Regions from separate parts of the Mus musculus genome. Here region 2 is linked to region 1. Evidence: chromatin contacts called from ENCODE Hi-C or POLR2A ChIA-PET data. All regions are on one chromosome and are shown on one strand. The core of a region is the stretch at or near the end of the contact, and the rest is flanking DNA. Distances in the headings are between cores, read along the strand shown.

Region 1 (3,452 bases), core at 550-3,049:
CCTGGGATGTAGCGTAATTGGTAGACTTCGTGCCTACCGTCATGAAATACTTTTAACCCTGGGTTTGATCATCAGTATCACATACACCAGGCATGGTGGCTCATGTGTGTGATCTCCACATTCAAAAGGTGGAAGAAGAGGAAACAGAAGTTCAAGGTCAACCTCAGAGCACCTGTGGAGCACCAGGCCAATCTGGGGCCCATAAGGCACCATGGGACCTATCCCCAAAAGCAAAGAAACAAGCAGGAAAGAAAGAGAGCAAACTTTTTATAGTATATACACGAGCATGCTGTAGCTGTCTTCTGACACACCAGAAGAGGGCATCAGATTCCAATACAGACAGTTGTGAGCCACCATGTGGCTGCTGGGAATTGAACTCAAGACCTTTGGGAGAGCAGCCAGTGTTCTTAACCGCTGAGCCATCTCTCCAGCCCTAGAGCAAACTTCTAACGGCAGAATGGAGGCCCCACTCACCACTTCAAGCATTTACTGAGCGGCTACCAGGAGGGAAGATACATGAGGAAATAAATGAGATCCAAGATGGCGTCCGGATGACTCACTCCCTTCTCTCCTCCATCACCTGGATTTTGAGAAGCACTCTGAATTTCTAAAGTATGTAGACTAGTAGCCATATATTCTGATCATGACAACAGATCATAAAGAGAAAAGCAGAAACATGAACAGCAAATTGCAAGTTAGCAAACACTGGTGTTAGATTTGGCTGTAGACAGAACAATGGTGCTGATTTATACCAACTAGATAAACACTCATGATTTAGTGTTGCCAGTAACAACTTCCTGTTCCTGTTTCTGCCTTTCTCTATCTCCTCTCCCTAGGATGTACTGTAAATCCCACTGGGTAAAAATAAGTTCAATACCACAATTTTTGAGCCAAATTTGAATCAAGCTTTATTAAATACTGGACAGACCATATCCTGAATTCCTAGAGAATGACTGAGAATTGTTAGACAGATGCTTAGAAAGTACCCCATGGCTACTCACTTCCCTCCTTCATCCAACGGAGGCAAGCATACATCCTGACATGCTTTCTGCCTATGTGTGGTCGAGCACTTCCTGTGCAGTTGGGGCAACCAAGCTTGTTTACAGAAATGAAGACATGTGACTTATCTTACCTGAACAACAGCCCCCAGCATTCTGTTACCTGTGGGGTTCACAGGTTGGAGGCATTTTTTTGTTGTTGTTGTTGTTTTATAGATTTCTTAAGCACAGCAATTTTAACTTAAAACATAACTTTAGCCTTCACAGTTTTAATGGAGAAAAGGTCCTGGTGAGTGATAACATCATGGCTAAGCACAGAGAAGAGTAGTTAGGGATGGAAGGCTCTAACAGAAAATAGATGCATGTTGAACAGTTCATAAAAGGTTCTGGCTTTTCCTGACATTTCTATGGCCATTAAAATCATGTTGGTTCCAAAGAGACTACCCGTGTGATGCGTGTAACAAATACTCTACCACACTTTCACAACACATCACGGTGAAAATGAGAAATTGATGCTTGTGATCTAATCCCTCCCATGTGAAGCCTCCCTAGAATTGACCCAGTCTTTAACCTCACAAGCCTTTTGTGAGCACCACTAATGATACAGCAGAGCTGGAGAGGGAAAGGGGCCATCAGTCAGCAATAGAAGTGGGAGGTGTTTCTGAAGGGCACGCTGGTTTGTGGCAAGATGCCTACATGATTGTGAAATGCAAGAAGAAACGCCAGTGAGGTGTTGCTGATGTACAAAGTGGGAGTTAGGAGGTCGGGAAGTGTTGCTCTCTCTGATCCAGCTGGTAACTGTCAAAAAACGGCTGACAGTACATCCATCCCATCCAGACAGATCCAAGCTGGCCAGACCATGTGCTAAAATGTTGATTTACTAAAGCTACCCTTTGAAAACTGACATCCCCAGCTCATTTTAATCACAATTTGCTTTCTTAGTGTGGTCATTTTGAAAAAGTGAATTCACTAAGTGCTTAGCTTTCAAAATGTCTGGTTTAAGCACAATGTTTCCAATTTCTGAAGAGAGAGAGAGAGAGAGAAGTTTTAGGACCAAAATTAAAAGAAATGTGTGCTTTTTTGAAACCCGGGGAATATATATGAGAAGCTGTGATAACCATCAGATAGGATCCCAGAAGGAACATTTTTGGGAAAGGGCGTGTATTAGTAACCACAGATCTTAGTCACCGAGCAGATCTGGATCCAAGCCGCACCAAAGGCTGTTTTGTGTGTGTGGAACTAAATCTCAGCCTCTCATGTTCCTCTGCAAATTCCTGAGCATGTTCCTGGAAGGGACATACCCCAGAAACAAAGGATGTTCAAAACCCCTTGTGACTAGCATCCTGTTTTTCTTTCCTATAGAGAGTTTGAACCTCTGAGGATAGACTAAAGTTCACAGTTGTCTGAAAATGAAATACTTCAGGGGAATAGAGAAATCTCCTAAGAATAAAGTTTTTTCCCAAGAAAAAACTGACCCCACTGGGGTTCTTTCCTCCACTCAGCACTCAGAAGGGCTATCACAAAGTTCAAGTCCAAACCTCTAGACTTCTGTATCTGTCACAACAAGATAGACATTACAAGTCAATGACCGATGCTGAGCGGTGGTGGAGCACGTCTATAATCCCAGCCCTGGGAGGACAGAGGCAAGAAGAGTTCTGTAAATTCAAGGCCAGCCTGGTCTCTAGAGTTAATTACAGGATAGTCAGGGCTACTCAGAGAAACCCTGTCTAGAAAATAAAAACAAAACAAAATAAGGATAAACTCAACCCTCAAAGATTGAGTATTTTCATTAACAATAATTATTCATATGTATTTAATGTGAGATATATATAATGGGGGAACGACAGAATAATAATTGAATCAATGTGTAATTAGCATGCCCATCACTTTAATCGTGGATTGTTTTCCTGGTGTGTGCTGTTTTGAGATGCTCAACATATTTGTGTCACTGGAATTAACCCTGCTGTGCCCCAGACAGCAGAATTCCTTGCTTCTAAGATTGTAAAACCAGCAAAGTCCCTCCAGTGTTCTCAGCCTCTGCTCTCAACGTCCTTGAGACCAACTGTGTTTTGAATTCCACCAGTGAGTGAGGGTGTGAGATTGTGAGGGGCTTGTCTTCCTGTCTGGCTTCTTTCTCTTGGCTTCAATGGGGTACCTTTTTGTTTAACCAATGGCTGATGGACTGAGGTAGACTCCGTACTGTTGTACTGCAATGAACACCAGAATACAGCTGTCTCTCCTATAGGCTGATTCACTTCTGCCTTGGGGTTGCTCCCAGGAACGGGATTGCTAGGCCATATAATTATGCCATTTACATCTCCCCAGAAGTCCCCACTCTGTTTCCCACATGGCTACACTAGCTCCCATTTCCACCATCATCCCTATGCCCTCTGGAAGCTGTCATTCTCTCCATCCTAACTGGGGGAGGAAGCCTCGTGTCTCCCTGAGGTTAGT
Region 2 (3,372 bases), core at 468-2,967, 56 kb before region 1:
AGTAGTACTCAAGTCTAGTCTTAGGCTTAATGTGTTATGTAAATAGGACTCAGGGCTGGAAAGATGGGCCAATGCTGAAGAGCATGGACTGCTCTTCCAGAGGACCAGAACCCACATCAGGTGATTCACAGCCGCCTGTATCAGCGGCTGCAGGAATATCCAGTGCCCCTGGCCTCAGGTATCCATGGCATCCAGCCTCCACAGACACATGTACACACTTGCATACACACACACACACACACACACACACACACACACACACAGAGAGAGAGAGAGAGAGAGAGAGAGAGAGAGAGAGAGAGAGAGAGAAAGAGAGAAAGAGAGAGAGAGAGAGAGAGAGAGAACCTAAAAAATGAGGACTCCTCGCAGACTTCCACAGTAGGTGGACCCTTGGTGTTTGCTCCATGAAAGACTTCTGCTCTCTGAGCTTGATGGGGATGCTGCAATTTAGAGTAGCTGAGAAACCCAATTGATCCTTACGGAGTTTCTGGAACAGATTTACCCTCTGGGTCTCTGCAAAGCCTTGGGGAAATCAGGACAAATATGAATCTTTCTTTCCTTGGAAGAGAGTCCTATTGGTTATAGACATCACCAAAGGTTGTGACTTCTGGAATATGTGTGTGTCATTTCAGTCCTGGTGTCTAATGTGCCCACACTAAATATCAGACTTGACTTTAGTTCACACTTAGGTCCTTCTGAGTGTCAAGGAATCCATCCCTGTATGAGAACCTATTTTTCTTTTTTTTTTTTAATGCATCCTTCCTGCTTCAGAGATTACGAAATGCTCTTCTGCAGAAAGAAGGGCTGTGTCAAGGCACGATGTGTTGGGTATCCAATGCAACGATGCTCAGCTATGTGGAATTACACAGCTCAACCTTTCATGAGAAATGCACCAAAAAACAAAGCCACTGGGGAGGGATTGCCACAGGCTCTCTGATGCTCCTTCATCACCCCAAAACTCCAGATCACCTCCTCCTCAGCAAAGATAAATAGAAAGATAAACAGACGCATGGTTAATGAAGTGAAAAAGGGAACCAGACAGGGCACTACCATTTCTTCCCCTGATAGGTAAGGCCCATAGATGTTACCCATGGTTTCTCTGAGACAGAGAGATTCAAGTTAAAGATCCAAACAAGAGCCAAAATGAAGCCACTAAAAGACAATCCAGCATGTACCTTGTTTCAGAATAGAGCAAACAAACATTTTGACCTCAGAGGGAGAAGGCAACGTCACCCACGCTGCCCTGCGGTCACCCCAATGCTTGCTTTCTTCCCCACGCTCACACTGTCCCATCAGCCTCAAGGCCATCCCGGGAGTAAAGAACTATTTGTGCTGTGGTTGCCTAATGCCTCAGATCCATCCTTTTCCAGAAAACTGTTTGCCAGGAAGCCACAAACAGGGAGGGTCCTTCTCGGTACCTTGTGAACAACTTCAGCAATCAAGGTTTGCAGTGAACTGGTAATAACCGCATTCCACGCACCAGTTTGTCACATGACATTATGAAAAGGTTTGAGTGTGTTCTGTCCTGAGTTCAACCCCTAAACTCAGGTCAGACCCACAAGATCAGAGTGTTCTCTTCTTGTATGTTCTGTTGTTGTTGTTTTTACAGCCAATCAACCCTCCAACTCATTTAGTTAGTTATTATTGTGTTCATACTTACCACGAGTTAAAATCCCCCAGAGCCGAATGTGTTCCCGTAAGTTGTCTAGTCGCTGACACAAAGATCTTTGCATCCTGATATATATCCCTCCTGCCACTTAAGCCCAGCGTCATAGGCTTAGGGCACCAAACCAGATGCAAGGAAGGTGGGGGGAGGTGGGGGTGTGACTGAGACAGACTTAGGAGTTGTCTGATAAGGATGCTTTTACCAAATGACAGGGGCATCTTCTCGCAGTGAAGGCACATTGAATTCACAGATGCATGAAATGTTGATAGCCCAGGGCAGATGTTCAGGTTTTGATTCAATATTCTTTTTGTTTCTCTCTCTCTCTCTCTCTCTCTCTCTCTCTCTCTCTCTCTCTCTCTCTCTCTCTCTCTCTCTCTCTCTCTCACACACACACACACACACACACACACACACATACACACACGAGGCATAATTCTTATAAGACTGTACATATCTAGAGAAAGCCAACTCTCATGTCCTCTACCACTATAAAGAGTCTGATCACAGAAATGATAAAATGTAAGAGTACAGAATATCTCTGGTTAAATGGCATTGTGTGTACTTCCTCATAGACATGAGACATAAAGGTTATTCATTGAAGCTCGGTGACATTTGATAGGGAATGAGGCCAAGAGATTTCCAGAACCTTAGAACAGGTGATTGAAAACCAATCACTAGATCATACATTTTTATGATCTGTAGGCTGTCATCTAATTACTACAGCTCTTGGCTCAGTCCTCACATGGCATTCAGCTACTAGTATCAATTTGTGTGCTGCCTTACATAAATCTTATGTAGACCTTAGCTCACAGGACACTCAACCATTTTGACAATTTTATCATACAGAAAGTCAGGAACACATTCAAAATTGCTTATAAGGTTGGTATTGGAATCTGGAGCAAGTTGGATACTTGTAAACCCTGGATATTCAATGGTCTCTTGACTATCTCCTAGCCATGCAGATAAGGAAGGAAATGCAGATTCTCTGTCCATTTCTACACTTTGCCTTAGAACTAAAGTGCGCCTTCCTCAGATTTCTACTTGCTAGAGAACTGCACTCCTCATGGTGACAAAGATAGAAAGCCATTTGTCCTCCCAAGGCAAGGAAAGATTCTTAACCCACAGCCCCAAGCAGATTACAAGAGGAGCTTAGCAGCTTAAGAGTTGTTTGTATGCTCTCCCGTGCTCTTTGCCAACATTAGAGCCATCCTGAACGCTACAATTTTTATGTAGAACAAGTAGAGGGTTCAATCCTGGGCTGGGTTCCTCCTCAGAGGCTGCAGGTCCATTCGCATCTCCAGGAACATGATGCTTAGATGATTACTTGATTTTTTTTTTCACTTCCTGAAATGAATTCACAAAGGCGGCGTGGAAAGCTGTAAGGTGAGTAGGTAGGTGTTCCAGAATGCTGTTGCTCAAAGAGCAGCAACCCTGGAGAGTTGAGCAAGCGATAAAAGTACTCGCTGTACGTGCATGAGGGCTTGAGTGCAAATATCCAAAGCCAGGAAAAACTGGGCGTGGTCGAGTGTGTGTCTGTATCCACAGTACTGCTGGGGACAGACAGGATGCACACATAGCTTTGATGGCCACTAGTCAACTTCAGGCTCAGTGAGAGACTCTGACGCAAGGAAATAAAGCAGAGAGTGATAGAGCAAGTACTCTGGGCTCTATGTTCATAGGCGTGCATGCTCACACAAACACACATG

The links. Hi-C counts contacts between places; a loop is a spot of excess contacts on that map. ChIA-PET counts read pairs that join two places held with the same protein, here RNA polymerase II (POLR2A).
Region 2: POLR2A ChIA-PET joins it to region 1 with 16 read pairs in Patski. The contact joins the promoter of Pde6h here to the enhancer-like site in region 1. A Hi-C loop is called at or near these places in 1 of 37 maps with a recorded cell type or tissue (v-Abl transformed pro-B cells). POLR2A ChIA-PET finds 5 or more read pairs at or near these places in 2 of 5 experiments (Patski and embryonic stem cell).

Annotation. Positions count from the first base shown.
Region 1 is chr6:136,896,743-136,900,194 of GRCm38, reverse strand. No RefSeq gene overlaps it. Among named protein-coding and RNA genes, the nearest start is that of Mgp, 23 kb to the right of the region's middle. Within about 2 kb of position 1,799, at least 1 of the 3 ENCODE cell types and tissues checked has a DNase peak (open chromatin) inside an H3K27ac peak, as active enhancers do.
Region 2 is chr6:136,952,868-136,956,239 of GRCm38, reverse strand. Pde6h (phosphodiesterase 6H, cGMP-specific, cone, gamma) reads right to left here and starts at 1,717. Exons shown (of 4, transcript NM_023898.4): 1 at 1,661-1,717.